Linked DNA regions of Homo sapiens: region 1 is linked to region 2. A link is a loop called in an ENCODE intact Hi-C map of the cell type or tissue named here. Cell type or tissue: ovary. All regions are shown on one strand. Links, peaks and the distances in the headings refer to the core of each region. The heading gives the core; the rest is flanking DNA.

Region 1 (15,893 bases), core at 3,593-11,592, 320 kb before region 2:
TTCTTTTTTCCAAGAGTTTACTTTTAAATGTACAGTAGACTCCAAGACAACACTTCATTCCAGCTATAGGTGGCAAAAGATGTGATGCAGGGAATCCAGATGTTCAAATATACATGGAATCAAGGGTCACCATCGCCTCAGGCACAAGGAACAGCTTACTGCTTGCCAGATTTCCTTTTTTCTTTTCTTTTCAAAATATTTATTTATTTATTTATTTATTTTTAGAGATGGTGTCTTGCTGTGTTGCTCAGGCTGGTCTTGAACTCCTGGGCTCAAGTGATCCTCCCACCTTAGCCTTCCAATGTGCTGGGGTTACAGGTGTGAGCAACCATGCCCAGCCAATTGCCAGATTTCTTAATTCCACCTGTGGTGAGGGGTCCCTTCCCCATGGCCTTTGCTTTTAGCCCCTCAAATTTCTTCTGCTCCTCTTTTTGTTTCTGCTTGAAAGCCTTATCTTCAGCCATGTTCGGTCATTCACACCTGTAATCCCAGTACTTTGGGAGGCCAAGGCAGGTGGGTTAATTGAGCCCAGAAATTTGAGACCAGCCTGGGCAACATGGCAAAACCCTGTCACTACAAAAACATTTTAAAAATTAGCTGGGCATGGCGGCAGGTGCCTGTAGTCCCAGCTAATCAGGAGGCTAAGGCCAGAGAATCACTTGAGCCCAGGAGGTGGAGGTTGCAGTGAGCTGAGCCCAGGTTGCACCACTGCACTCCAGCCTGCACCACACTAAAAAAAAAAAAAAAAAAAAAAAGAAGGAATCCTTATCTTCTTCAACCTCCATCCGTCTTCTTGGCCTGTTTCTTGGGCTGTTTTAGGGACTTTTTCTTGCCACCTTCGTGGCCAGACATAGCGCCTACCACACCTTCCCCAGGCCCTGCACTGGAAACTGGCTCTGCTGTTCTGATGCCTTCTGAGCTCTGCCTCCTATGTGTGGCCTTCCTTTTCAGGATCACAGCAAGACTAGTAGCAGCAGTCCAAGCTTCACATCCAGATATGACAACATCCACAAAGAAAGAAAGCCCGTGTCTTCCTTGAAGTCTCTCCTAATCAGGGATGAGCCCTTCCTGGGAGTCTCCTGGCCATCTTTCCTCTGTGCCAGAGACTAAACCAGACTGATTTCCTGGATGCAGTTAGACTACATATTCCGGGCTCCTCAGCTATGGGCTGAGTTTTAGTCAAAGAAATTTGCAGAAGTGATGAGCATCTCTTCCAAGCCTGGTTCATAAAGCTTCCCATGCATAATCTTTTGTGTTTCTCTCCCCTCCACAGGCCTGATGCAAGTGTGCACGACAGCCCCAGAGGTAATTCTGGAAGGCGTTGGAGCCATCCAACAGAAGGAGCCTGGATCTTGAATCAGAGTTGGGAGAAGACTGACTTGATCATCAGCAACACTTGTTTTACATTTTACCTGAGCAAGGTACAAACTTCCTCCATGTGTAAGCCACTCTACATTTTGGGGGTAGGTTTGTTACATCCCACATCCCAAAATTGGATTGCATGCCCACCCCTTAGCCAATCATCGGCAAGAAGAATAGAACCATCATGGCTAGTTTGGATCAATCAGGATTTTCCCCTGGAATGGGAATAGAATCTCCCTTCTCTAGATTTCATGGGCAGTGTGGACACTTGAACTTAACAAGTCATGGCTCTGCTGGCAAGGAAGACAGTGGGGTGGCATCATGACAGGAAGCCAGTAGCATTTACAACAATCTAATATTCACTTTTCTGAGTTACATTATGGAGTCATGGCTTTTCACATACTCAACTGATTTCAATTAAGCATAATGTATTAGTCAGGATCCTCGTGGGAAAGAAACAGCATATTCAATGTTGGGTAATTTCAAGAGAGTTTAATAACAGGACTGTTTACGAAGATGTGGGCAGGGTGTAGGGAAACCACGTCACCTGGAGCCAGGAACAGGTGCTCTGTACTACTCCTAAATCCAAACGTGTTGAGTGGGCAGGCAACGATTAGAGCCCAGGGACAGGGGTTGCCCGGCAGGCGCAGTGGCTTGGGTTCAGAGACTCAGCCTACCCACAGCAACTCTGCCGAAGGGAGCTAGGGGAATAAGTGATCTGACCTCATTCTTCTCAATTCCCCTATCCTCTCACCAGTGAGCCCCACTGGCCAAACCCAGTTGGGAGCAGAGGACAAGGTTGCTTACTGATCTAGACTACAAGTTTGGAGCAGGGTGGAGAAGAGCAGAGAGTGGCTCTGGAGGGGCAGGTGGGAAGCAACCAACAGACAGAATCACTTTTGCGATGCTCGCCTTCTCACAGTGTGGCTGGTGGGGACCCTCTTTGTCCTCTCAGGCCTACTCAGGACATCTCTGAACAGATCTTGGCTCTGTAGCATCAACAATAGGTTCCAGCCTATCCCAGTTTTCACTGGCCCAAGACACAGAATCAACTCCCTCCCAACTCCAGAGTCCTGGAGTTAACTTCTACTGGAAAACAGACTTACAGAATACAATTTGTGTACTGGGGGTGCTCAGAAGGGCTGCTGTTGGGACATTTTTCATAGTGACAGAGCTTATCTTTTATAAGGTCATCAGCTGACAATGATTTTTTTCCAACCTATTATGTTAGTGACTCTTTCTTTACTTAGAACCGGTTTCCTTGGCTGTTAAAACTTCCTGTGTAGCTGGGAGCAGTGGCTCACGCCTGTAATCCCAGCACTTTGGGAGGCTGAAGTGCGCAGATCACCTGAGGTCGGGAGTTTGAGACCAGCCTGGCCAACACGGTGAAACCCCATCTCTACTTAAAATACAAAAAATTAGACAGGAGTGGTAGCATGTGCCTGTAATCCCAGCTACTTGGGAGGCTGAGGCAGGAGAATCACTTGAACCTGGGAGGTGGAGGCTGCAGTGAGCCAAGATCATGCCACCACACTTTAACCTGGGTGACATAGCAAGACTGTCTCAAAAAAAAAAAAAAGTACTGCAAGGCCAAGGGAGAGCTAAGAAAGTACCAGGAGTCACGGCCGGGCGCAGTGGCTCGTGTCTGTAACCCCAGCACTTTGGGAGGCGGAGGCGGGTGGATCACCTGAGGTCAGGAGTTCGAGACCAGCCTGACCAACATGGTGAAAACCCATCTCTACTAAAAATACAAAAATTAGCTGGGTGTGGTGGCGGGCTCCTATAATCCCAGCTACTCGGGAGGCTGAGGCAAGAGAATTGCTTGAACCTGGGAGGCGGAGGTTGCAGTGAGCTGAGATTGTGCCATTGTACTCCAGCCTGAACAACAGAGTAAGACTTCATCTCAAAAAAAAAAAAAAAAAAAGAAAGAAAGAAAGGAAGAAAGTACCAGGAGTCCTTGCAGCTCACCTTTCTTCTTCCCATCCCAAGTCTATCTTATAGGGATTACGATTTAGAGTCCATGATTAGAACTCTCCTTTCAAAAGCCAACCCTGGTAAATCTGGCAGAGGAAACCCTTCTTTGGAGGGCTCTGTTTTATAGACTTCGTCTCTAAAAACAAAACGAAAAAGACTTCCTGTGACAATGACAAAGAGACAGAAGCAGAGAAAAGCAGAGAGGAAAGTAGGAGAATTTACTGAGCTCCCCATGGCTCCCAGTCCTTGGCGCCCAGTGGCATCTCTGACCATGGGTTTTGTAAGACATTGTGTATGTCTTTCTAACATGTCTTCTTTCTGATTAAGAAAGCTGGATTCTGTTGCTTGCAAGCAAAAGTCTTACTCAGCTCACTCTGACTTCGAACGGATGCCACATCTTCTGCCACGCCCCCTTCAATTAGACTTGTTGGGGACAAACTTGTTTGTTTTGCGTAATCGGTCTTGTTGTATCTATACCCCCCACTGACTTCCTCATCCTCCTGGATTATTTAGAAGCAAATCTCAAACACAAATATTATTTATTACTTCATTAATCCTATTGCAGCTAGATTTGTCAATTATAAAATACTTAGCAGTATTTGGTCTTGTTTGAGGAATCCTCCATAAATTCTATAATTTTTCCTTTATTTATTTATTTTTTTTTTTGAGACAGGGCCTCTCTCTGTCGCCCAGGCTGGAGTACAGTGGTGCGATCTCTGCTCACTGCAACCTCTGCCTCCAAGGTTCAAGCAATTCTCCCACCTCAGCCTCCTGAGTAACTGGGACTACAGGCGCGTACCACCATACCCAACTAATTTTTGTATTTTTTGGTAGAGATGGGGTTTCACCATGTTGACCAGGCTGCTCTCAAACTCCTGATCTCAAGTGATCCGCCTGCCTTGGCCTTCCAAAGTGTTGGGATTATAGGTGTGAGCCACTGGGCTGGGCCTAATTTTTCTTTTAAAAAATTAAAGTTTTTGCTTTTTAATTTCAGTTATGTAATCCAACTGGAATTGACTTTGTGTGTGGCATGAGGTAGAGAATTTTGGAAAGTGATGAAAGTGTTCTGTATCCTAATTGTTGTGGTGGTTGTACAACTGCATGCAGTTGTTGAAACTCAGGACTATAAAAGGTTAACTTAACCGTATACAATACAGTAAATTTATTTATTTATTTGAGGCAGGGTCTCACTTTATCACCCAGGCTGAAGTGCAGTGGTGTGATCTCAGCTCACTGCAGGTTAGACCTCCCCAGCTCAAGCAATCCTCCCACCTCAGCCTCCTGAGTAGCTAAAACTACAGGTTTGCCACCGCACCTGGTTAATTTTTGCATTTTTTGTAGAGACGTGGTTTCGCCCTGTTACCCGGGCTGGTCTTGAACTCCTGAGCTCAAGCAATCCTCCTGCCTTGGCTTCCCAAAGTGCTGGGATTATAGGCAAGCACCACTACACCTGGCTTAGTACACTGATTATACCTTGATAAATCATTTAAAACCATCATTTGTCATTGGGGAAATGCAAATTAAAACCACAGTGACAGGATGAGGGCATGCCACAAGGACAGGAGCTAACACAGGAGCCACTGCTCCATGTTTTCTTTGGGGAACCATCTCTTCTCCATTCTCAGTCCATTCAGTGTAGGAGGCTTACTAGAGAGTGAAGTCTACTCAGAGCAGAAAAGAAACCATAAAAGAAAGAGAGAGAGTCAGTGAGCACTGAGGACATCGTTGAATCCTCTGGGCCCAGCTGTTCCTGAAGTCCGTTGTTGAACTTGTTCATTATTTTGCTTACTTTGGTTGGGACAATCAGTCCGGAAGCTAGCACAGTGGTCAGCCAGTCCATTGACTCATAATTGTTTTATAGTGGACACTTAGCTGGACGCTCTGAGGGAAGGGATTATAACAGGAATAAAATGACCATGACCTGCTCCTTGAGGTGATGGCATCCAAAGTAGTTGAGTAAACTTTACAAGGAAAGAGCATGAAACCTGTGGTCCCTGCCCTCAAGGGGTTCTCAGTCCACCAGGGGAGAGACAATTAAACAAATACAAAGCATTTGATGCAATAAGTGTGATGAATCCCTAAATATCTCCTTGTTATATATAATATATTCCATTGACCATATCATTCACTTTTTCACATTTAGCATTTCTGAAATTAGAACATATCTGGGATCAATGGTGTATCATTGTGGTCAGCCAGGAATCGCTGGCAATGTCGCTGCCGGTGACTCAGTGACCTTGAACACACCATTGCTATTGTTATCACTTCAAGTTGAGTCAACTACTCGCGTTGATTTAATTGCCTTTTAAAAGAGTGTACCGTGATTCAGCACTGAAATGGAAAGGTAGTGCATAGGCACAAAGGCACAGAAACAGAGCACCAAACGTCAATTTTACATTAGTCAAGAGAATGTTGGAAGAATGACTGTGGCTCATGTTTTCTTGCAACGTAATAACCACGTACTTCAGGAGTTTTATACTGAGTTGTGTGGAAAAAGACAGAATGTGGTGTGATTCAGAGATGGACTCTGAATATTAGGAAGTTTAGGGAATACTATAATCACTATATTTTACTTATATTTTCTTTTTCTTCCTTTATTTATTTAGAGATGGAGTCTCACTCTGTTGCCCAGGCTGGAGTGCAGTGGTGCGATCTTGGCTCACTGCAACCTCTGCCTCCCGGATTCAAGGGATTCTCCTACCTCAGCCTCCCAAGTAGCTGGGATTACAGGCACCTGGCACCACGCCCAGGTAATTTTTGTATTTTTAGTAGAGACAGGGTTTCGCCATGTTGGCCAGGCTGGTCTCAAACTCCTGACCTCAGATGGTCCACCCGCCTCGGCCTCCCAAAGTGCCGGGTTACAGGCATGAGCCATCGCACCCAGCCTATATTTCTTTTTAATGTATGCACAAGAATTTACGTGACAAAAATATGGGTCTAAGTAAGTCTAAAAGAGAGCTCTTTCAATATGTTTAAAATACATACCATAAGTGATAAGCAAGCTTTGCTATAGTTTCATAGGCAGCATATTTTTCCTTCTTAGAGGCATATAAAACAATGAAATCCCTTAGAATTGAATGTGCTTAGAGTCAGTAAACTCTGCTGGGTGCTTATTATGGGATAGGATTCAGGAGTGGGAGAATACACAACTCGCCATAGGAAGTTCCCTCCACACACAGATTACAAGGTGTTATGGCTGAAATGTTACCTAAAGGAAAGCTAACGCTCTACTTACGGGGTCCAGGGCTTTGGAGCGCGCCCAAGTCATCACCGTCGACAGTAAAATAAATAGCTTTCGCTTTTCAAAGTGGCTGACTTCTTCACTGAGTGCTGTGGGGCCAAAAAGCAGAGTGGTTATTTGGACCCATGCACAACTTGGTTTCTAAATCACGTGTACTATTAGTCACCAGTAGGAGCCACTTAACACCAGGGTGCTGTTACCTCTGATGCTTCTTTGACCTGTTCCCATCACCGTTCTTCAAATTCCCCCTGCTTTCTCGCTACCTGTATCCGAAATACGGATCCCAGCAGGTTGTTCACAACCAAGCATTTCAGTCTCATCAGTGCTCTCCACTGCAGCCCTTTCTCTCCACTATGCTCATCAGTTGCCTGATCCCTTCTGAGCTGAGCTCAGAATTGTGGCCCCTTTCTGTTTTCTGGCCTCTGGCCATGTGCTTTTACTTTTTGGGAGGGCTGGTGACAGTAAGGATCATAGGATCCTTATTAGAACAACTCATGGGCTTTGTTGAATTCCCCCCACTATGAGATAGGTATTCTGGGTTACAGATGCAGAAACCGAGGCACAGTTTGCCCAGGATCATAGAGGGAAGTGATGGGGCAGAGTCCAATCCAGGCTGTCTGGGTGCCAGGCCCATGCTGTACCCACCATGCCACCTAGCCAGCTGCCCAGAAAAGGGAGCAGGCTGGGGATGGGGCAGCAGAGGCCCCACATCAGAAAGTAAGGGCCTCTTAGGAGTTCCCATAAGGCAACCCTGTTCAGTGAAAGCCATGGTGGAAGGAAGTAATTCGGGGTGTGCCCACCCTTCCCACTCCACCCCTGGGGCTGTGGGCTGTAGTGGAGAGCACTGATAAGGCAGAAACGTTTGGTAATCAACAACTTGTAGGGATTCATATTTAGGATAGAGGTGGAGAGAAAGGAGAGCATTTTATTTCCAAAGGGTTTGCTGCTTTGCAAAAAGGCTCTCTACACATTTAAGCATTGATTCTCCTTGAATGTATTTGGCTAAGGGATTCCATTAACATATTCTTCATGATGTATAATTTTCAAGAAACATATCGGCCGGGCGTGGTGGCTCAAGCCTAATCCCAGCACTTTGGGAGGCCGAGGCGGGCGGATCACGAGGTCAGGAGATCAAGACCATCCTGGCTAACACAGTGAAACCCTGTCTCTACTAAAAATACAAAAAATTAGCTGGGCGTGGTGGCGGGCATCTGTAGTCCCAGCTACTTGGGAGGCTGAGGCAGGAGAATGGCGTGTACCCGGGAGGCGGAGCTTGCAGTGAGCCGAGATTGCGCCACTGCACTCCAGCCTAGGCAACAGAGCGAGACTCTGTCTCAAAAAAAAAAAAAAAAAAAGAAAAGAAAGAAAGAAACATATCAGAGCTGCAAAGTGAGGTCTAATTAAACTGTCAGAGGGGCTAAGTAATGCAGCTGCCATGGTATGATTTTAGTATCATGAGGTGATTCCCTAAACAAAAGCAACAAAATGAAATGCTGATATCCTGGATCTAAGTGTATTGATTTCTACCCTAAAACGAGAAAGCGTTATTGAATTAAGTCTAAGAACACTATGATCACGTATTATTCCAAACTTTGTGTTACTTTTGTTTCTATTTTTAGTCTAATAACAAAAATTGTCTCTTCAATTTAATTTTGCTCTTTTAACCTTTCTGCCCTGCCGAGCTTTAGTTTGGCCTATTTTGTGAATACTTGGCACACTTTGAGGTCCTCTAACTGGGTTATCCTTTTTTATTTATGATATTTATAACAGGTCTAGAATGATCTGCTTGTTCCCCTTTGAACACACCCTTCATCTATATGCAGATATTTTCTCTCCTTTCTAATAATGTATTCCTTTCTCTTCTGTCATCTTGCCTTCCTTCCATAGTATCTGCGAAAGGCAAGGTAGGAGAATTCTAAGACATTTAAAAATAATTTAATAAAACATTATTAAAAATAATACATAGCTGGGTGTGGTGGTTCACGTCTGTAATCCCAGCCCTGTTGGAGGCTGAGGATCGCTTGAGGCCAGAAGCTGGAGACCACCCTGGGCAACATAGCTAGACTTTGTCTCTACAAAAAATTTTTTAAAAATAGCTGGATGCACACCTGTAATTCTAGCTACTCAGGAGGCTGAGGCAGGAGGATTGCTTGAGGCCAGGAGTTTGAGGCTGTAGTAAGCTATGATATACTGCTGCACTCCAGCCTGGGTGACAGAGCAAGACCCTATCTTTAAAAAAAAAAGAAAGGAATACATATCCATTGCGAGAAAAACAAAATCTAAGAATGTGCAGTAGGTAAAATGACAAAGTCCCCATCCCTTACCAACCTCATGCCCTACCAACCCCATACCCCCCAGGTGACTCTGGTGACAGATTGAAGGATCTCTGACTATATTTTCTTGCAGACACAAACACTCTATATCTCAAAAATGAAGTAATTCAGCTAAAAGTTTTCCTCTAAATAGAAAAGGAAAATTTTCTTGATGATTCGAACCTCTTTATTAGAAGGAAGCAGTAAAACACTCTACATTTTAAAGCTCATGAAAGGAAATGCAGTGTCAAAGCTTGAGAAAAGGTTACATTTCCTTGAGGGGGAGAGGGTGGTCCTAAGAAAGGCCAATGCCCATCTGTGACAGCAGGAAGTCAGTGGTTAATGTCTGAAATTCACAATCAAGAGGCACCTATGGAGGCATTTGGATGTATTAAATGAGGTTGCTTGGCCGGGCACAGTGGCTCACTCCTGTAATCCCAGCACTGGGAGGCTGAGGCAGGAGAATCACTTGAACCCGGGAGGTGGAGACTGCAGTGAGCCAAGACAGTGCCACTGCACTCCAGCCTGGGTGACAGAGCAAGATCTTGCCTCAAAAAAAAAAAAAATGAGGTTGCTTTGGGGGGACATGAAACACAAAGGCACCATCTTACTAAACAGCACTTCATTCTCTTAGACTTGAGGTCCTTACATTACAGTTCATTACACTTTTCAAAGCAAGATGACAGAGCAAGATCTTGTCTCAAAACAAAAAAAGAGGTTGCTTTGGAGGAGGTGAATCACAAAAGCACCACCTTGCTAGACACCACTTCATTCTCTTAGACTTGAGGTCCTTAGAATTCATTACATTTTTCAAAGCACTTTCAAAATACAAGCACTCTCTACAAGCCTTCCTTGACCTTTGGCATCAGGGAACATTTGTTGAATTGAATCAAATATTTAGAGTTGGAAATAATTCCTCCCCTCTTAAAGTCACGTGGCTCTTATACACAACTTCCTTGTGAGCGCACCCCCCTTTGTTGAGTTAAAGTTTCTCTTGGGTGCCTTGTCTCTTGTGTGATGACTTGTGCCTTGGGGTACCTTTTCTTATCTGTCTTTGTATCTGCCCTGTACATTCAACCCCACCTCCTTAAGCAGCGCCTATGGAATGAGTCAGGTTGCATTTTAAAAGTTAAATGTTTTGGTAAGGCATTGTGGCTCACGCCTGTAACTCCAGTGCTTTGGGAGGCTGAGGCTGGAGGATGGCTTGAGGCCAGGGGTTTGAGACCAGCCTGGACAACATAGCAAGTCCCCATCTCTGCCAAAAAAAAAAAAATTAGCTGGGGTATGGTGGCACAAGCCTGTAGTGCCAGCTACTCAAGAGGCTGAGGCAGGAGGATCTCTTGAGCCCAGGAGTTCGAGGCTGTAGTGAGCTATGATCAGGTCACTTCAGCCTGGTAATGTTTCATTTTAAAAACATATATTTATTTTATTTTATTATTTTTGTAGAGACGAGGTCTTGTCACGTTGTCCAGGCTGGTCTTGAACTCCTGGGCTCAATAATCCTCCCACCTCGGCCTCCCAAAGTATTAGGATTACAGGCATGAGTCAGTGTGCCGGCCTTCATTTTTTTGATAATTAAAAATATTCTATTCTTCAGAAGTATCTATCCATATTATTATCATGGATTTCATACTTTAGGTAAGTCTCAGACCAGTTTTTCTATAGCCCTACTTTGTCTAGTGTTCCTAGATGACTATTAGGTGAAGTAGGCAGCACTACAATAGCATCCCTGGAGATAAAAGAGTACACCTCACTGACCAGAGACTGCCCAGATGGCTTCCTCCATTTGCTGTGAGCTCTCAGTGATGTTATAAATAATAACATCACACTCCAGCAGGCGCATGAGAAGGTCTTCTCGAGAGATGGCCTGAAAAAGAAAATTGACAGCCATTTGCAGCAAGACGCTAACAAGGTAACCTTCATATTTCAATGAAATGATAATTTTCAAAATACATATGCTACACTGAGGAGTCCCACAGGAAACACTTGCAGGAGGATTTCTATTTAAAATGAAATTGTGACTCTCTTCTGTGTGTAGTTTTCAAGTAACAAAGAAGTTTATGAAAACAGCTTGGAACAGATGATTTAAAAATTGCATAATAATCTTAGGTTCTATTTCTGCATGCTGTTTAAACTCCAATTCAGAAGGGAAGAATTAGAACACACTGAAAGAAAATGAGTGAGGCATTTAAAACTAATTCAAACTCTATGCAAGATTATTTGAGCAATTATATACCACGAATCACTCAGAAGTGCTGATGAATGATGAATGTGGATTGTCATAGAATTCTCAAGATGGATTTAATCTGTTCTCTTTCTAGATGTAAGGTACCTTATTACAGTTGACAGCCGGGAATATTTTAAAAATACAGAAACTTTTAATGATTAAAAATGTAAAGTTTATACATTAAATAGAAGTAACTTTGCTGCTTTGCTGATCATTTTTGGTGTTTTTTTTTTTTTTTTTTTTTTTAATTTGAGACACAGTTTCACTCTGTTTTGCCCAGGCTGGAGTGCAGTGGCGTGATCTCAGCTCACTGCAACCTCCCCCTCCCAGGTCCAAGTGGTTCTCATACCTCAGCCTCCCAAGTAGCTGGGACTACAGGCACATGCCACCATGCCTGGCTTTTTTTTTCTTTTTTGTAGAGATGGGGTTTCACCATGTTGGCCAGGCTGGTCTCAAACTCTTGACCTCTGGTGATCTGCCCACCTTGGCCTCCCAAAAGGTTGGGATTACAGGCGTGAATCTCGGTTCCAGCTGTTGATCATTGTGTTTTAACTAGTCAATCCTTGCTGCATGAATACCAGTACACTTCCCAATAGTACAATACCTTGAGTGCATTAAGAGAACCATAAAAGGACCCCGCATTTCCAAACTAAGATTTGCATTAGTTGTTATTCCCATTGTCCTGAACATCAGCTATTTTCCGCAGTTCCTTGACCAACTGTATTAAAGCAGAACCTTTTAGACCAAGCTGGGTCTCTTCCTTTATTGAAAAACAAAGGGAAGTTGATGCCTTTCCTTAGGAAATGACAGTTCTGCCTTGGCAAGGTTAATACGTCCTTGTTAAATTCAACAGCATGCACTAGGTTGCTAGTTTCTCCAGCCCTGTTCCCTAGATTCTTTTGGATGAATCTGCATTAGTTTTCTAGGGCTGTTGTAACAAACTGCCACAAACTGCATGGCTTGAACAACCAAAGTCTCACTGTTCTGGAAGCTAAAAACCCAGGATCAAGGTGTTGTAGGGTTGGTTCCCTCTAAGGGCTGAGAGGGAGAGTCTGTTCTGTGCCTCTCCTCTAGCTTCTGCTTGTTTGCTGGCAATCTGTTCCTCGTCTTGTATATGCATCACCCTGATCTCCACCTTGATATTCACATGATGTTCTACCTGTGTGCCATCTGTGTCTAAATTTCCCCTTTTTATAAGCTCACTGGTCATATTGGATGATAAGACCACTTTAATGACCTCCATTTATTTATTTATTTATTTATTTATTTATTTATTTATTTAAGACAGAGTCTTGCTCTGTTGCCCAGGCTGGAGTGCAGTGGCACAATCTCAGCTCACTGCAACCTCCACCTCCCAGATTCAAGCAATTCTCCCTGCCTCAGCCTCCCGAGTAGCTGGGATTACAGGCACCCACTATTTTTGTATTTTTAGTACAGACGGGGTTTCACAATGTTGGCCGGGTTGGTCTTGAACTCCTGACCTCAGGTGATCCGCCCGCTTGGCCTCCCAAAGTACTGGGATTACAGGCGTGAGCTACTGCGCCTGGCTGATGACCTCCATTTAATTGGATTTCCTCTGCAAACACCCTATCTCCAAATATGGCCATATTCAGAAATACTGGGGGTTAGGATTTCAATATATCTCTTGGGGGTGGGGGAGAAACAACTCGACCCATACCACCAGCCATTCACTTCCTTCTCTTGGCTGAATGTGCAAGAGGGAAGCCACTGACAATTTTGATCCAAACATTGATTTTTACTTTACCAGTAGCATGACAGTGGGAAAGGAAACTACCTTCCCAGTACACCTAGGATGGATCAAGATCCAGAAATGACACATGAAAGAAAAGAAGAAAACACTGGGAGAATACGAGGACTCAAAGATGTGTATTCTAGATGTGGCCCAAGAGAAAGAAGATACAGCATCTATGTTTCCAGCTTGTAAAAGCAGGTGGGAGTGGTGTCCACAGAAAAACACGCACACGTGTCAAATTATGGTTGGCTCTATTTAAGATGAAACAGCCGCATTTTCAGGAGAATGGTTGTCCTGACCCGATGGGGACTGACCATTTTTGTGCATTCATTTGTTCACCCAACAAACATTTGTGGGCCCTGCTTTTGACTGTAGTAATAGAGGCAAAAATGAATAATATATAGCTGCTGATACTAAGAAGAATTGTGTGTGTGTGTGTGTGTGTGTGTGTGTGTGTGCATCTGTGTATGCACTTTCTTGAGAAGATTTATATTATACCAAATAATTATGGTCTAATGTAGACAAGGGCCCAACCAAGCACATATGAAGCCGTTGTACAAATGAGAAAAAAGGTAACCTGCTTGGTGAAAAAATTATAAGAAGGGCTAAACTCTGGGGCCCAGGACAGCCAACATAACAGGCTGCTCTTCAGCCCCTACTCACGCCCTTAGCCAGGCACTCTTGTACAGTGTGCAACCTGTACAGCCAGACACAGAAGACCCAAATGTGGAAAGGGCTGTCATAGAGGTACATCTGAGATTCAATGGACTAAGAGAAAGACATGATTTTGTCTCATAGGAGAAGATATTTGAGTTGGGCTGGAAGGATGAATACAAGCTCACCTGGCAGAGCCCAGAATGCTCAGGGAATAGCAGGTGACTTGTTGAGCCAGGTAGAGGCACCTTTCATAACCTGAACCAGGCTAACGGTTTCCATTCTCACCTTTCCCTCACCTTTTATTCATTTTTTGCTGGTCTTCTCTGTATCATTCCAATTTGAGCATATGTGCCGCTGAAGCGAGCACTCTCCCCCACCTTTTCTGCCACCTTTGTGTCTTCCCTGTGGTTCCCATAACCCATGCTCTTTCTCTGCCACAGCGCACCATATACTTTCCCAGGCATTCCCCCTTGCATGGTGTTTCCTTCCTCCCTTACTTGTCTTGCAAGCTCCACTCAACCACGGAAGACCAGCCTCAGCCCCACCATCTCCAGTAGATCCCAACCTTCCAAGGGAGGGCCATCTGCAGGACTTTGTGCTAATGGAGGCTCCAGGATCTCAAGATCAGAGCACAGGAGGCCCCGATCTGTTTGGCAGGAGGGATTTGAAGCTTCATTTGCCTGTCTCTCTAGATAAGACTGAGAATTCCTTAGGTGCCCCTTTCAGAGAGCCTTGGGTGATGCTCTGTGCATGCCTCTGTCCCCACATCTACTGTCACAGAGTCCCTGCCAAGCCGTGAGCTCCACGTTCATCTGTGGATCATTAGGGTGCACAGGAAACATTCGCAGAATCAAATTCAGGTGAGTAGTGAGAGATGCTGGAGATCAGGACTAAGGCACATGGCTATGAGAATGGAAAGGAGGGGCTGACTGGACACCTGACAGAGAGGTGTGCTGAGGACCCCGTGACCAATAGGATTCAGGAGTCAAGGGCAAGGGAAGAGCCCACAGCTCTCTGAGGTTTTCAGCTTTGATGGAAGGCGAGTGCATAATGAACGGGATAAAAGACACTATTCGTTGTCTACAAACTTACATTTCCTCTTCCTTTTCTCCAACAGAACCCCAATTTTGCTTCAGATACTCCTCAGCCTGCGGGAAATTAACTCCCTCTTCTGGCTTAAAGGATGAGCCTAATTGATCTAAGGGTAAGTGACTGGCTCAGGAAAGGGACAATGATTCCATTCACGACAGTGAGACTCAAAGAGATGCTTGCCAGGGACTGCTGGCAATGTCCATCGTCCTTTCTCTGAGACCTTCTGGAAGTTTGCTTTGCCAGAGCGTCACTGTGTATGAACTAAGGCCCTGGACTGTTGCAGCCTTACTGCCAGCCTGAAGATAAAGTCATCCCTCAAGGAGGGCAGAGCCCAGGAAGGGGCAGGAAGAGGAGCTGGAGCCTGTGGATCAGCTCTGAAGCCGGTTCCACTTCTGGGCCACTAGCTACATAAGCTGATGAATTTCCTTATTTATTAAGCCAGTTTGGGTCACCTCTGTTTTCTATTACATGCGGTCCAACACAGCCCCAATTGATAGAGATAGCAAGGTCTTTAATAAAAATCAGTAGTACAAAGTCATACAAAGAGTGGTTTTGGGCCGGGCGTGGTGGCTCAGGCCTGTAATCCCAGCACTTTGGGAGGCCAAGGTGGGCAGATCATCTAAGACCAGAAGTTCAAGACCAGCCTGGACAACTTAGTGAAACCATGTATCCACTAAAGATACAAAAAATTAGCTGGGTGTGGTGGCACGCGCTTGTAGTCCCAGCTACTCGGGAGGCTGAGGCAGGAGAATCGCTTGAACCCAGGAGGCGAAGGTTGCAGTAAGCCGAGATCGCGCCACTGCACTTCAGTCTGGGCAACAGAGTGAGACTCCATCTCAAAAAAAAAAAAAAAAAAAAAAAAAAGATTGTTTTTGTAGCGGGGTCTAATAAATATGATTTTGGATATGTTGATTCAGCAATGCCTGCAGGACAACCGGGGACTGGTCTAGGAGGCAGTCGGATTTGGAGGCTGCAGACAGGCAAAAAAAGCACTGGCTATATGGGGAGCTGAAGCTATAGGGTTGGATAAGATTTAGGAAGGTCATCTGTTGTAGGAAGGGAGTGAGCTCTGGGGAAAACCGCATTTAAAGGGTAAAAGAGGAAAAGGAGCCAGAGAAAGAAGCTGGGAAGGAGGACTTGGGCGCTTAGTCAGTGCAGAGCCGAGGCACAAGAAGGGAAGGCGAGTTTCTCTCGGGAAGCCAGGCTGCTGCTGTGAAGCCAGGTGAGCTAAGCCCCTCGGGAGTCAGGGGACTGCTGGTGACATCGGCCAGGGCA
Region 2 (15,893 bases), core at 2,867-10,866:
TTCTTTGGAGGCAGGATCAGGCTAATTCTGGGGTCAGGTCCGAGGTGTTGAGCCTCATTGGTGGACAGTATCTGAGGCCATCAGAAACCAGCAGATAAGGCCAAAACCAAGGACAATGTGTCGAGCCAGAAAAGCTGAACCTGTGGCTGGACTCAAAGTTCAAGCTTCGAGGGACAAAGGGAACTGGGTGACAGCAGGGATAGAGTGAGGCAGCAGCCAGGCAGGAGAGCCCAGGATGGCCGAGGATGAATAGGACGGCCCCCTAGAGCTCCTCAACCTGGGGGTGGCCATCCCCATGTGGGGTGAAGGCCAGAGTGCACTGAAGGAGTATCGCCAACATCCCTTCTATGACAAGGGGCAGAAACCCAACTCAAACCGGTTCAAGTAGACGGGGAATTGATCAGCTTACATAAGGAGAATCAGATGTGGTTTGATCCACAGGGGTCCGGTTAGACCCAGCAGGAGCCAGTCTCTTTCTTCCCATCTCTGGGCTCTACTTGCTGCACCTCCACTCTCAGCAGCTTCTCTCACAGCGGTGAGATGGCAGCTGCCAAGACAGGCGCACATCCTCCTGGCTTTCCTTCCAGCAGAGAGACAGGGTCCCCCGTGCAGACTGCTTCCCAGTGCTCGCTTACAAGTCAGGACATCTGTGCTGCCTGCATCTGTCTGGTTGTGTAATCACTCCTGGCCCAGCCACTGGGATCAGGGGGTTGCAAGGTCACCACTGCCCAGGCCAGAGCCAGGCACACACCCTGCACATATCATTGTGACCATGGGGCATTCAGGCTACCAAGCCCAGGAGGGATCGAGTACACAGACTGCGGATTGTGGCTCCCCAAGAGGAAATAGCATGCTTTACCGAAAGGAGTGACAACAGATGCTGAGAGTCCAAGACCAGCATGCACCTGCCCCAGCAGCCATGTCTGACTTCTTGAGATAGGTGCTAGGGTGCTAGGCCCCAGCAGCACCTGCAGGAGCCACACAGGGAGGTGCCTTTCCCACTCAGAAGGCTCCAACGAGGTATAAGGCACCACCTGAGCATTCCCTGTGGGCGGCACTCTCCAGCCAGTGTCACCCTCATGCAGACTTTGGCTGGTTAACCAGGTGTCTTCTGAGACTTAATCTCAGGGGAGAACTGGGTCCTGCTGCCCCAACCATGATCATGACACAGGGACTTCGAGCCTGGACCATGAGTACCGTGGGGGCAGGAGCCAGGGTGTATCCTTGCCTGTCCAGCTCAGAGTAGAGACTCAGTGAAGGAATGGATGAATGAATGAATGAATGAATGAATGATGCTATTTCCAAAAGCACTTCTGGGACAAGACAATACTCTGTAAGAACTGAGTACAAAACTCTCTCTATCCAGAAGCTTGGGGTGGCCAGGCACGTTGTCAGGTCACCTCTCTGAACTGTCACCCTGTCCTGAGACACTGGCACCACCTCTCCCCTGGGGATAGGAGTGCCTTGATCATCCTCTCCAAAACCTCATGCCCCTCCCGCTCCAGCCCCACACTTACTTTCTGTTTCCCCCAACATTTGTCTCCATTCCATAGCGCATTCTTTCACTGTTTCTTTCTTTTGGTTTTTCAGAAAGTAAGGCTTGATCTTTATTTCTTTATTGGCTTCTTGTCTACCTTCCCTTTGCCATCAGCAGGGTGGGGCTTTGTTTTGTTCACTATACACCCTGAGTGTCTAGAACAGTGCCTGGCTCATAGCAGGTGCTCAGTCATTGCTTATTGAATGAACAAGTCGATGAACTTCAGTTTTGTTTTCTAAAAACTGGAGGCTTGTCTCCCTGGCGTTCTGGCCTGGAGTGCTAGGCTGGTTAGGAGGCGCCCCTCAGCCCCGGCGCATTTCAGCTTCTCACTATCATGCAGTTACAACCCATTGTCTTCATCTGATCCTTTGCCTCCCCCCACCCCCCACCACACAAGACAGAGAGTAGGTGCCCTGCCTGGTTGTGCTTGGGGCATGGGAGGGGCCGACACAGATCACCTGTTCAGAGGATGGAAAGCTGGAATGGAAAGTGCTTGCAAACCCTAAGGGCAGTGCGGCTCAGAGGCCGGTTGCTGTGGTAGTTAATATTATTTGTCTTGCTTGCGAAAGAGGCCTCAGCAGCTGGCGTGTATCAATATTAATCGTGGGGCCATCTCTGCTGCCTGGTAAGGCCAGCACCCTGCGGGAGCCTGAGTCACTGGAAGCCAGATGGAAAATCCCCAGCGAGGGCAGGCTTTGGAGACCATGGGTAGCAGGCAGCTAAATAAACAGGCAGCCCCACCAGAATCACTAAGGGGCCCATCTCAGCCCTAGAAACCCATCCCTCCCCTTCCTCTCCCCCTCCTCCAACCCTAAAGGCTCAGGCAGCTCTGGGGAGCGGATGCAGAGCTTGGCCATTCCAGCAGGCACCGAAGGGAGGCTGCGGTGTTCATCCCTGTCCCCCTCATTAGTTCATTTATGGAAAGCCTGACACTGTTATCCCTGGGCTGGGCACTGGGGAGGACAAAGGGGTGAGCCAGAGGAGGCATTACCCCTCCAAGAGTACACAGCTAATGGGGGACCGGCTCATCCCTAGGGGAGAGGAGCACCCCACTACCCACAGCATAACCAACTCCTGGACAGAGTGAAGAGCTGTGGTTGTTTGAACCTTTATTTCTTTACAGGCCCCACATTACAGATGGACATTCTGCTCCAGGAAAGCTGCCCATACCCTTACAATACCAGGGTTGACTAGGAATAGGCACATTGCATGAGGATGAATGTGTTTACAATCCTGATTGGTAAAACCAAAAATTCAATTAAATCAATTAAATGTTAGCAAGGAGGGTGGGGCAGGAAGTGAGGGACACGCTGTGGCCTGGGCTGGACTGGCTGTAGCTTCTTGAGACACATTCAGCAGCATTGGACCAGGGATGCCTCCTTTTCTTGAAAAACCTTGCTGCTAGCCATTTTTGCTATTTCAGAATGATGCTTATCAGTCTTGAGAACGCAGTCCTTTGGGCCATGTGAAAGCCTCTGCCATCTTTGCAAGGCACACGATTGGGAGGGAGACCCCACCTTATCAGCCACACTGGTGCAGGGCGGAGGTGCCATCCAGCGAGCGAGGGAAGATGCCAGAGGAGCAGGTTCGAGGGGCAAAATCAAGAGCCCCTTCCCAGTTCTCTTGCTGCCTCCCTGCTCCAGAAACTGCAGGCCTCTCTACTTGAGAACCAGCCCTGCTTCCCTATGGCCAACAGTGGCCCATGGCCCACCATGGTGCCCACCCTGACATTCAAGGCCCCTTTCAGCTGGCTGTATCCCTTCATCCTCAGCAGCCTCAGATCCACTGCTGCCTTGACCTTTATCCAGCCTGGTCTTCTAGCCCGAACCCCATGCAACCTCTGCTGTGCACCTGTTTCTGCAGATTCCATGCCAAGTTAAGTATTGCCTCCTCCAGGCAGTCCTCAGTGAGCTCTTTAGTTGCTGCCTACAAAGTCCATGCAGCTCTTGACATTATGGAACACCTTCTTGTTCTAACCCCTCCCTTGGCTCTCTTATCTGTTGGACTGTTGGCAGGCTAGGAATGGCCAGGCTCTGGTCTCTCCTCATCCAGCAGGCTAGCCTTGCTTGCATCCTCAGGGTTCCAAAGACAGAACAAAAAAAAGGCTTCTTGAGGCCTAAGCCCAGGACTGACCCAGAATCAGGTTTTCAGTCCTGGTTCACCAGTTACATGGCCTTGGGCAAGAAACCTCTGCATGCCTCAGACTCCTCATTTGTAAAACGAAGATTAAGTGAGTTAACATGTGTGGAAAGAGCTCAGAGCTGCGCCAAACACCTCATAAGTGCTATACGAATGTTTGTTACTATCAGTGAACTAATAAGGAAAATGATATGGTCCATGTTCCTCATAGTGTTGAAATGTACCGGGCTGGTCATTTAGGTATCATTCACTCATTCACAGAATATCGGATGTTTGCTAGGAGCCAGGCACTGTGCTGGGTGGTGGGGATAACACATTGAATAAGATAAGTTTGCTCTTAGATGGCTCAGATAGTTGGGAAAACTGAATGTAGCTTCCGTGATTTGATTTGCTACAGGTGTGATGATAGAGTGGTATCAGGAGGGGATAGGGAGGAGGGGACCTGTCCTGCCTCGGTGGGGCAGGAAAAGCATCAGAATGGAGGTGACGCTGGGGCTGAGCCATTTAAAGCTGAGTAGATCATCTCCTTTGCATAAAGCACAGATGAGAACCAGACACAGAGGAGTTCATGTTTTCTTCTTTTCTCTTTTCAGTTATCATAATAGAAAATGACAACAGCAGCAACGCTAACAAAGTGAGATTTCACAGATACATTTTTACGTCTTTTAAGGTTAGATATTTTTAATCAAAAGAGCACAGCGAAATCCTTTATTAAGAAAGAGTCTTCACTGTAGAGAAGTCAGTGATCGCATGGTGAAACCAGGTGCTTGGGTAGCAAAGGACTCCAAGAATAGTTAAAATACCTTTTATGAAGTCAACTGCTTACATTTACAAGTTGATCATGAAAACATCAGTAAGACACAAAAACATTTCCGATGCTCTCGGCATGAAGAATTGGTATCTGGAGAGTAGCAAGTTATAATAGTAAGGTTTCTGCAAAAGATTAAATAGTATAAAGAATATTAGTATGCCTTCAACTGGCAGAAATAGGACTGGGCACGTGGAAAAAGGTCAGAAATAAGAGAAGATGCAGATTTGCTCAAAGGCTGCTACCCAGCACTCCCATGCCCACCCCATTCCTAAGCTCTTCCCCAAGCATACTCTTCATATGCATTGGTGAGGGGCCAGGTCCCTGGAGGTCCCAGAGACACAAAGTTAAGGGTAGGGAAAAGTTCAGCCCCACACTCCCATCCACTTTGTAGGGCTTTCTCCCTCCAGTCTGGGGGTCCCCACAAATGCCCAAGATGGTGGAAACAGTCACATGGATTTCTAAGAGACCACATGACATGCTGGGAGTTGCAGATCACTGTCCTCAGCTCGCATTATTTGAACGCAGGGCAGTGACCATGATCACTGCTGCTGCTCAGAAGAGCTTTAATTTACTCAATGACTCACAAATGGGGAAAAGTGGAAAGCATGCATAGTTTCAGAATCAGAGATAGGATGGCCAGCACAGGGTCCCCTGACCTCGGCACTATTGGCATTTTGGGGCTGGATAATTCTTATTTGTGGGGGGCTGCCCTGTGCATTGTAGGATGTTCGGTGGCATCCCTGGCCTCCACCCATGAGATACCAATAGCAGTCCCCACCAAGCTGTGAGAATCAAAAATGTCTCCAGACATTGCTGATGGCCCCCAGCCCTTCCTTGAGAACGACTGGCCTCATGAAAGCCACCACTAAGTCTCCTAGTGAAAACTCGATAGTTAGGTGTCCTGGGCTCAAGACCCCTGTCTCCTGAAAAGCTCCACCTGGCAACACTCTCAAGCCTCTCAGAGATTCATTTTCCTCAAGTTAAAAGGTTGGAAGCTCCCTTCTGCCAGCATATAGAGCCCTTGTCAGAACCATCTGCATTGTTGGGACAACGCTTCGAACGGCAAACGCAGTAATGGTGTGGTTCTTTAAGAAACTGGGAGAAAGACAGCCAGTGAGACAGATACAGGGGACACAGGGGTGTTGCTCAGCCACGTGGATGGGGCTCGGTGTGGAATGGGCTCTGATTCCCCCAATAATCGAGGCCTGCAAATTCCCTGCAAATATGCTGTGCACATCTGTCAGGATTTATTTCCAAGGCAGAATGGGGCTCAAACCTCCTCTTGGGGAGGCAGGAAATCAGCTTGAAAAAGGACCCAAGAGCAGATGACAGCCTTGCCAAATGTCTGGATGGAGCCATCCGGGCAGGCGCGAGGCTGCCGCCACGGTCAAAAGACCAGCATCCAGAATCCCCCGGGGACCGCACCACCTACGCAGCCTCTCCGAGGACCAATGTCCACGTCATTCTCTGCTCTTTTCTATCTTGATAATAAATGCATGACTTCTACAGTGACTCAGAACACATCATACACTTTTATTTCAGAATTTATGGCGTCCATTTTGTGTACTTTTTGGCTCTTCCATTCTGCTTCTGGCAGTAACTGTTTTCTCGCTCCAGGGAGTCTTTGATCGTCTTCAGTCATGAAGATTTGCATTGTTTTGTCCTTTGTCACTTTCCCTCTTCCTCAAAAAGAAACCCAGTAAATGCTCAAGGTCTGAGCTCAGAAGGACGCGCTGGGAATGAGAAGGTGCTGTGATAATTCTGGTTATCCAGATTTTTCAGAGAGGTCCCTTTTCCTGCTTGGAAGCTGTGGGCTCTGTCCTCTGGGTTCTCAGTACTCAGTTCAACCACCTTCTCCTCCATCCCTCTCCGTGAGTGACCATGGTCAGGGGCCTGTGGAGTGGGCCAGGGTGGGTGGGGCTGGGGCAGGTGAACATAGAACATTCAGGATCTGGCTGTTCCCTTTGGCTCCCTGAGCAGAACTCCCTGGGCCTCCCTGTCATAGCAGCTCAGCCCAACCCTGGCACTTGCTCGGGGACAATCACTGGGCATCTGCCAGGACGAAGCAAAGCGGGCCGATGGCAGCTGCAGGGAGCACAACCCACCTCGGGGCTGGGGCAGGTAATCCCGGGCAAGCCCTTTGCTTCCCACTGAACGCACAACGTGCTGGACCACGGACCCCTGGGCCAGGAGCCCAGACACTTGTCAGCTCTCCACTAATTTTCCACACGGCCTCAGCTGCTCTCCCCGAAAAATTAAAGGTCTCGATTAGATGCTCTCTAAAGCCTCTTATCACTGTGAGGTTCTGGAACTGATAAATCCCTGTGCACTGCCGCCTGCCCCTTTCCTGGACTTACACTTGAATGTGGCAATCTGGCTATAAGCTCTTCAGGACCAAATCTCAACCCCAGCCTCCGAGGCCTCATATCCCGAGATGGTCCATCCCAGGGGGATCACCCTGGTGGGCATGATGCAGGGTGCCTCTAGAGCTGACAGAACTGGGTCTGAATCACAGCTCCTTAGCTGTGAGCGTTCAGCCCTGGCCTCAGTTTTCTCCACAGAAAAATGCGACAGTAATTAACGTGCATCTCTCTGCATCCTCATTCCTGCCCCCAGGGGCAATTTGAGAAGTAAATGAGACACAAATAGAGCAACAAAAAGATGTGCAAAACTGGCACCGGTAAGAATAATAACTGGGAATAATATTACTGCTAATAATGAAGGCAGATGATGCTTCTGAAGAAGGAAAGTGCCATTTGTCTTGCAGGGATCAGGCAGCAGTGCTGACAACAGACAGACTCCACTGAGCCTCTTCGGTCTCCAGGGACCCACTTCAGGAGACGCCAGAGTGGTCTGGCCAGCCTCCAAGCCTTCCAGCTGAACCGGGGCTGGAAAAGCATCTGCTGCCTTTCCAGCGAAATGCTGCTGCCCCTCCTCCCATCCTTTCTCCCTCAGATCCTGGGGGATCTGAAAGGAGCGAGAATCATTTCTCTCTGGGGGGTAGAGTGGAGCAGGGAGTCTTATTTGCCTCTTGACCTTGATTTCATGGGAAAGGGGAAGGACAGCATTGGCTTGGAGTAGGAAGAGCTGCGCCATCATCCTGCCTGGGTCCCTGGAAGCACAAGTCCTCTTAAGACAGGCCTGGCTACAGCGGCGTCTGGCCTCTTCTCAAAGACCTTCAGTGGTGGCCACTCACAACCTCACAAAGCAGTAAGTTGCTCTTTTTTTTTTTCTTTTCTTTTTTTTTTTTTTTGAGACAGAGTCTCGTTCTGTTGCCCAGGCTGGAGTGCAGTGGCACAATCTCAGCTCACTGCAGCCTCCGCCTCCTGGTTCAAGCAATTCTCCTGTGTCAGCCTCCTGAGTAGCTGGGATTACAGGCACATGCCACAATGTCTGGTTAATTTTTGTATTTTTTGTAGAGACAGGGTTTCACCATGTTGGCCAGGCTGGTCTTGAACTCCTGTCCCTGCCCGCCTCGGCCTCCCAAAGTGCCGGGATTACGGGTGTGAGTCACTGCACCCAGCCTAAGTTGCTCTTTTGAATCACCTAATTGCTTGTAGAGGAGCAATGGAGGGGCACACAGAGGGGTAAGCACAGAGAACATTCCAGAAAATGCAGGACCCTTTCTCTGAGGCACAGCTATGTAACAGGCAACCCCACCCAGGGAGAAGCCAGTACAGAGGCCCCAGCTAGAGTCTGAATGAGGACGATCCCTCTCCCCTGTCCTGGGGAGCCTGGGGTCACCTTGCAGAACAAGATGGTCCCAGGACTCTGACTCTGCACTTCTGGCTGTAGTGAGCCTCTTTCTACGTGTGGGTGCTTCTGCTGGGCTCCTGGGTGTTGGCCAGGGAGGGTCCCCTTCTGCCTGCATCCCAAGAAAACCAGTCTCTGGGAGCTTCACCGGGGCCTTCCAAGGAGACTTGAGTTCAGTCTTAAAGAAGGGGGCAGGCCTTGGGGACCGGCACCCCTGAAATCTGGGCAGAGAGAGAGCAGTGGGCGGGAGGTTGAGCATGTTCCACTCTGAGGACAGTCAGGGACCTGTGGAAGCCAGAGCTGGCCCAGGCCACACCATGACGGGCATCTTGAGAAACAGCCTCTGCAGATTCAGGGCCTTGTGTAAATGTGCCCTGGAGGTGCCACCCAGTCACAGAAGGCAGTACAGTGTGGCAGAAGGCAGTACAGTCTGGCTCTAGAGCCCAACTTCCCAGATTCAAATCCTAGCTCATCACTTTCATGCTGTGTGACCTCAGGAAGGCAACTTCACTCCTCTGAGCCTCTGGTTCCTCATCTGTGCACTGGGGCGATGATGCTGTGTGGTGATTGTAAGGAGTTAGTGTGCATGCAAGTCTAGTGGCACCTGGACACAAAACTTAAGCAGTGAGGACCGGCATCTTTTTCCCCTTTCCAAACTGCTAAGACGGACCCCGGCTGAGGCAGGAGGGAGAGTGCAGCTCGCTGTGGCCAGAAATCCAGCCTTTGCTCCTTAATCAGACACTAATGGGCATATCTATCTTCATTGTTATTTGAGAGATGCTGGTAAAAAAAAAGCTGATGAAGAAACCACAGGAGACCAAGATGGGGCAACCCCGAGGAAGTCACTGTAATCTGCAATGCAGAGTGGTCGAGGCCTCCAATGCCCTGGACCATCTACTGCTCTGACACTGAAAAGGGAGAGAGGCTTGAAAACTGAATTTAACCGACATTTATGTTAGGGCTGGAGGCTGAGGGGCCTCCATAGGGAAAACTGCAGCCAGAAGCACCCGGTGCCTGGGATGCTGGAGTCCTCTTCAGGGCTAGAAGCCATCCTTTTTCCTCCTGCCTTCTCCTCCCTTCACCGCAGCAAACACAGAACCCTGTCTCCCGACTGCCATCTCCATGGGCCATTTGGAGGCCAGGGAGCTGCCTCCTGTATCTTTACAGGGGTCAGGCCCTCCTAGGGATGTGGGGCCAGAGGGAAGATTTGAGCATGTGGGGCAGAGTGACTCCATGAGGACGTCAAGCAACCCCGCCATGGCTCTGGGCTTCTCGCCTTGGGTTTTCTCATGGAGACATCCATCTGTTAAAGATCTTGCTTATGGGGCAGACCTGGGGTTTGATGGAGAGAGACTTGCTGGAGACAGAGCCATTCACGCACACCGCGGCTAACTCCCCAGCCCAGCCTCCACCCTGCCAGTGATTCCAGGAATTCCAGACAGGTGGTCCATGTCCCTTCTCCCTCATTGTCAAGGGTCAGGTTCTTTTGCACTCGTGACCTCCCCTTAAGCTGATGCACTGGCAGATGATATACGGTGGCAGTGACAGATGTGATCGGTAAGAACTGGCAGCCATGAGCAGGCACTGTCTGGAGCCAGGCTAGTAATCCTATTAACATGGCGGCTTCCAGGGAAGAGTGCCGCTTCTGGACAACTAAGATGTCCCTTTGCCTGTCATCAAGAACACTCATTTCTCCTGAGACCACAGCGGCAAGTCCAGCTTTCTTGTAATTGTCTCTAAATATACACGAGAGCTTCCTAACCAGCTTTTTAAGTTTCTCCACTACAGAGGGTGTTATTGACACAATTCTTCTGTTTTTGCAGTGTATAAAGTGAGGAGAAAGCCTCTCTGGGCCTAGAGGTGAGTGAGCCCCCTTCTGGGACCTTTCCCACTCTATCTGCACTGGGATGCTGCCTTGGGAAGGTGTGGGGGGTGGGGGTGGGGGTGGTTCCTGTGCAATAAGATTTCCTAATGAAGAAAGAAAAGTGTGCCCTTCTCTCTGGTTTTTACTTGGAAGCTTCCTTGCTTGCCAGGACCCCAGATGCTGATATTTCAGAATTTAAGGAAGTGGCTTGGGCAGAAGCACTTTCACAGCTTCAGGAGAATGCACGGTATCCACACTGAATGTAAAGGACGGGTATCTGAGCAGCCTGCCAATCTCGCACCCACCTTCAAGATGCCTGGACATTCTCCTGAGGGCAGCTTCTCAGCAACCTCCTCAGGGAAGTGCTTAGTTGGGGCAGAGAGCTCAGTGAGCTGAGAGTGAGGACACATCTTTCTGTTCCGACTCCTCCACAAACCTGCCTGGTGACCACAGGCAAATCACCCCCCTTTCTGACCCATCCGTTGAATAATTCAGTGGATGTGAATCTTGTTCATCTTTAAAATTCCACGATTCCTCAGAGAAGAAACAGCATTCTCACGTGGGTGGCCTGAAGAGTCCACTGCCTGGCACATCTAGCTCTTAAAGACATCCTCTCCTCTTCTTAAAAAGAAGAGAAAGTCCGACCAGGAGATAAAAACCACCAACAACACCCCCAGAAACCCCACCTATTACCAGTAACCCCCCATCCCTGGGTCTCCCAATGCACTTGGGTCTTGGAAGGGACCAGGTGTCTGGTGGCAAAGGTGCCATTTCAAAGTCAAACTAGGAACATCCAATGGCCCTACTAGATGGCCAAGGGACTGAATGTGAAACCAGAATTGGGTCAGGAACACTGAAGTTCTGAGGGCTGCTCTTGCCCCAGCACCCCACGCCCTAGGTTCGATAAGTTTGCATAAAAACAAGACACACGAGTGATTATTTACCACCAGCAAGCGATCATCAAATCATGTCTATGTTTTAAACTTAACTAGCTGTCTCATCTGGTCCCATGTTCCTGGAATGTAGTTTCAAGGATCCCCAATCTGCCCTCTGAAGGCCTTGCCCCGTCATGCCTCTAGGGGCAGGAGGCCCATACTTCCATGTCTTCTGACTCAGCTTGACCACAACATGGGATATTTGAAATCAGGGCTGCTGGGGAGAAATTCCAGAAGGACGGCCGCCGCCCCTGGTCAAAACTCCTGGTTCTAGAACACAGGAGAAGCCAAAGGCCGACAGCAAGTCAGAGCTACGTGCCAAGCCTCACCCCATGGTGGTGCAGGGTGTGCCGTCCTCAGAAGGTGAAGGCATACACCACGCCCACCACCACGATGTTCCCCAGCGTAGCTATGATGGCAATCCATAGCAAGACGGCGTCGTTGGAGGACCGAGGAGGATCTTCCGGCTGGCCCTGGCCATTGGCAGCCGCGTGGACATTGGCAGAGGAGTTAAACAGGGAGTACTCGGTGCTGAAGTCCTCGTTGGGCGAGTCCATGAAAGCTCCCCCCATCATGGGCAGCTGCAAAGAAGGAGAGAGAGAATTATCCAGGGCCATGGGGGCTTGGGCAGATGTACCCTGCAAAAGGGAAGTGGTCTGGTCAAACAACCCCACATGAAGCTACGATCTCTACTGCACCTGCAAAATGGGGCTTTGCTTTTGTGGTTTTATCATTGATGGTAATTTATAAAAATCAGTGTTCACAGCAGCCTTTTGAGGCAGACATTCTCATGCCCACGCTACTATGAAAGCATCAAGGAACTCACCCAACAGCTAGCTGGTGACTCACCAGGACTCACAGCAACCCCTCCAGCCATTCCCCTCCCCCCATGCCAGGCTCCTCCATAACGATATGGGTTGTAAAATGCCTTCATTCCTCTTCTAATTTTAAAAATAATATATGCTTAGCATAGAACCCTAAGAAAATATAAAACAGGATAAAAAATGAGAATCATGATCCCACCACATAATCAGTGCTAACATTTTGATGGTTTTTCTTTCCAATCTTTTTTTCCTCTGTGTGTGTGTGTGTGTGTGTGTGTGACAGAGAGAGAGAGAGACAGAGTGAGAGAGAGAGACAGAGACAGAGAGAAAACACATTTAAACGTGTTTTTTAATCCCTGTTTCAAAATGGCCATCAAAATTCCATTTTAACAATTGTGTATTATTCTATCATGAACATAAGCCACAGTTTAACCACTCCCCTAGTGTTGGAGATTTAGCAATTTCCACTTTTCCTATGATAAATGATGCACTGATCAACATCCTTGTACATCCATTAGCATGTACATGCATCATGGTACACACATTGTTATCTATTAGGGCAGACTCCCCGACACACAATTTCTGAGTCAATGAGTATGAACACTGTATACCTTCCGGTGGATAGGAACAAATACGCTAGAAGAGGTTCCCTAATTCCCACCGCCCACGCCGCACATCACTGCACACGGGATGCCAGAATGTTTGCATTCATGAATCAGAACTTCCTATTTCTGTTTTTAAAGGTTCTCTGCTGCTCAGACTTCAGGTGGGAGGTGGGGTGCTCCAAGGGAGGGGGTGATCCCGGACACAGCAGTGAAGAGGAGGCCCCTTCCTGCCCCAGCCCAGGAGGCCCATGTCCAGGCTTCCCAGGCCCTCTCCAGAGGCAGAATATGCATGTGCATTCCTGGGCTGGCACTGACACCTATTTGGCCCATAATCAATGTTTCTTTTGAAGGGAACCTGAATGAATGAACATGACACAGTGAGGCCTGCATCGGATGCACAGTTACCGAGCACCGCATGAGACAGTATTCTGTGTGGAGCTCCTGCTATGGTCAGGGGCTGTGCTAGAGACATTAAAATACTCTCAATCACTCAACAATCCTGGTGGAGGCTAATACTGCAACCCCATTTTACAGGTGGATAAGCAGAGGTCAAGGCCATAGCACTAATCTGTGGTGGTGTCAGGGTTGAGTGCCACGAGTGTCTGACTGTGAGCCCAGGCACTCCCGGCTCTGCATGCAGCCCCATGGGCTTCAGGGTCAGGCTCCTGGAACATGAGAGGCACACACGTGCCTGGGCAGCTGCTGCTCAGAAGCTCTCTGGCCTGCCTTGAGTCTCAGTGGCCTCCTCTTAAAGGATGACCATTACCAGGTCACCAGGTGGCCCTTGAGCATCTGCTTCTGATGGACTCCTGCCAGGAGGCACTCGGCACCTATATTCCTAACATGGTGCTGTCCTTGAGGGGATGGAATAGGGCAGTTATTGACCTAGAGAGTGCAGTGACTGGAAAGGACTGCTATGGGGCTCAGGGCAGGCCAGGTGCAATTTCTGAGTGGGGGCTGCAGGTTACCATGCTGTGTTCACCCCTCGTGGGGTACATTTTTATATGAGTACTTCTTATATGTATAACATATTCTATTACTATATTTCAATTAAATATAATGACCAATGCAAACAAGAATATTACAACAGTTTTTTATGCTAAAAATACAATTATAAGTGTAAATAAAAGAATTGCAGGTCAGATGGGGTGTGGGTGCATCAGACACATGCCAGCCTAATGGGAGGCTTCCCCTTCCCCAGGCGACATCATCGGTGCCTTTGCCCAACCTGTCCACAACAGAAGGCCTCCAGGCTAAGGTAAAGCCACCAACATTTGCTGGTGGCCTCTTGGAAAGCAGGCTCAGTGTGAGAAGCTGTGCTTTTTTCCTCTTGGGCATGACGGGGGCTGCAGGGGATTGTTCTGCCCCCACATCCCCCCGCGACCCCTGCCAGATTCCCAGGAATTAACCAGCGTTCCTGTCCCTTCCCACTCATTGCTTCTTGTCTCTTCTCTCTCACCAGGCCCATGCTGCTGGCTGCTCAGACAGATGTCTCCCTGGACTCCACGAATGGGATCTGAGCCACTCTCCCACCCTATGGAGCTCTCTGGGCATATGTCCTGTCTCTCTCTTCTCTTTAGGGCAAATGTGAATGAGATGAGTATTTTCATCCAAATCACTGGGGAAAGAGGAAGGGAACCTGGACAGAGCCTTTTGTAGGGCTCCCGCCAACCAGGCCATCAGGTGGCCCTTGAGCACCTGCTTCTGATGGGTTCCTGCCAGGAGGCACTCGGCACCTGTATTCCTAACATTCCTGCCAAACGGGTCAGGGTGATGCCCTCCAGCCTCTGCACCCCTCCCTTCTCTGCCTCCCGGCAGGTATTTATTTAATAGCTTTGCAGGTCAGTTTCCTGTCGCTGCTGTGACTAATTCCCACAAGCACAGTAGCTGAAAACAACACTAATGTATCATACAGTTTCAGAGGTCTCACTAGACTAAAATCGAAGTGTTGGCAGAGCTGCACTCCTTCTGGAGGCTCTAGGGGACAATCTGTTTTCTCGCCTTTCCCAGCTTCTAGAGGCCGCTCACATTCCTGGGCTCATGGCTGGGCTCATGGCCCCTTCCTCCATCTTCAAAGCCAGTAGTGTAATATCTTCCAATCTCTCTCTCTCATCTTCCAGCCTCGCTCTTATAAGGGCCCTTGTGATGACATTGAGCTCCCCTGGCTAATCCAGGCTACTCCTACCATCTCAAAATCCTTAACTTAATCACACCTGCAAAGTCCTTTTGGCCATGAACGGTAATCCATCCACAGGTTCTAGGGGTTAGGACGTGGACATCCTTGGTGGGGGCATCACTCTGCTGACCATACCCCAGACTTCCGTTCCAGAAAGGAGTCAGGATGGTGTGCATAACTGGATGTCCACCTCCCATTAGACAGAGAACTCTTGAAGGCAAGGATATGGTCTACTCATCACAAACCCCCTCAGCCCCATCCTTAACATACAAAAAAAGTGACAAGTAAAAGCATGCAGAATTAATGAACTTGAAATCAGCAGAAGGGCTCCCCACAGGCGGTACTTCATAAACCCCAATCCTGGAGCTCCCAGCCGTGGGACAGGCCTCATGGGGAGTCCCCTTTGCCCTGCACCTGTAGTGGGAGCTCAGAACTGCCAAAGAGGATGGTCAGTGTGGGACGGATTCTGCTGTCTCAGAGCGTGGGAAATGAGGGTGGGTTCTGGTGTCAGAAAGGCTTGGGGCTGAATCCTGCTTTGCCACATATGGTGGAGCTTGGGTGAGTTACTTACCCACTTGCCTCAATTTCCCTTCTATAAGTAATGAAGAGAATGCAGTCCAACCAGCGAGATTGTTGCAAGCAGTGAATAAGATCATGTATAAGAAAGCATGGCCCAAGACAGTTACGCAATGATTACCAATATTCCTTCCCTCTGTCGTCCTTGTAGGACAGTATCACATGCATCTCTTATCCAGCTGCTTAAGCTAAAGTGAGGAAATCAGGAACACGGCATTTCTGGTCATGTGCTTTTTGTGTGATCGATAACCAGGTACTCATTTTCAGTTGTCAGCAGATGGCCACCCGTGCCCCCTAGTGTATGCTGAGACAGGCGGCTGAGAGGTGCTCCAAAGCTGGTCAGCCCTGTTGCTCCATCCATCTGTCTCAGGTTTGTTGGTTTTATTTTGTTTTGATATTTTTTTTCTTTGTAAAATAGGTTCTAAATGGAAAGTGCTGAGTTAGACATAACAATAACTTCCAACAGCAGAATTCCATGACTCAAAAACAAAAAGTCAGTCTCAATTCCATCATTTGGAAGTTACAAAAATTTGATCAGGAGCTGGCTTGTGGTCAGAATGAGGGGTGTTGGCTGAGGTCATCCTGGAAGCAGGTGATGAGAGAATGTCACTCTCAAAGCCCACCCGACCAGCTCCAGTCTACTTTTAGCCACTTTTAAAGATGCCCTTCTGGT

The links. Hi-C counts contacts between places; a loop is a spot of excess contacts. Peaks named below come from ENCODE experiments on the same cell type or tissue, not always from the same donor. Only the 100,000 strongest peaks of a DNase experiment are listed, where the experiment ranks them.
Region 1: it touches region 2 in a loop (5-fold over the local background); 2 of 110 quality-filtered maps call a loop at or near these places.

Annotation. Positions count from the first base shown.
Region 1 is chr14:96,399,620-96,415,512 of GRCh38, reverse strand. It overlaps AK7 (adenylate kinase 7), which reads right to left. Exons shown (of 18, transcript NM_152327.5): 3 at 10,648-10,756; 4 at 6,572-6,666. It overlaps LOC124903276 (translation machinery-associated protein 7-like), which reads right to left and starts at 852. Exons shown (of 3, transcript XM_047432025.1): 1 at 780-852; 2 at 317-454. The coding sequence starts at 852. RefSeq lists a silencer at 2,858-2,990. In ovary, for the core only: no CTCF peak of the experiment used is centred there; no DNase peak of the experiment used is centred there.
Region 2 is chr14:96,082,238-96,098,130 of GRCh38, reverse strand. It overlaps C14orf132 (chromosome 14 open reading frame 132), which reads right to left. Exons shown (of 2, transcript NM_001252507.3): 2 at 4,160-11,620. The coding sequence ends at 11,396. LOC124903374 (a long non-coding RNA gene) reads right to left here and starts at 2,309. Exons shown (of 2, transcript XR_007064321.1): 1 at 410-2,309. RefSeq lists enhancers at 670-1,171, 2,621-3,121, 3,122-3,622, 5,789-5,958, 10,908-12,107. In ovary, for the core only: no CTCF peak of the experiment used is centred there; DNase peaks (open chromatin) are centred at 6,540, 7,340 and 7,610.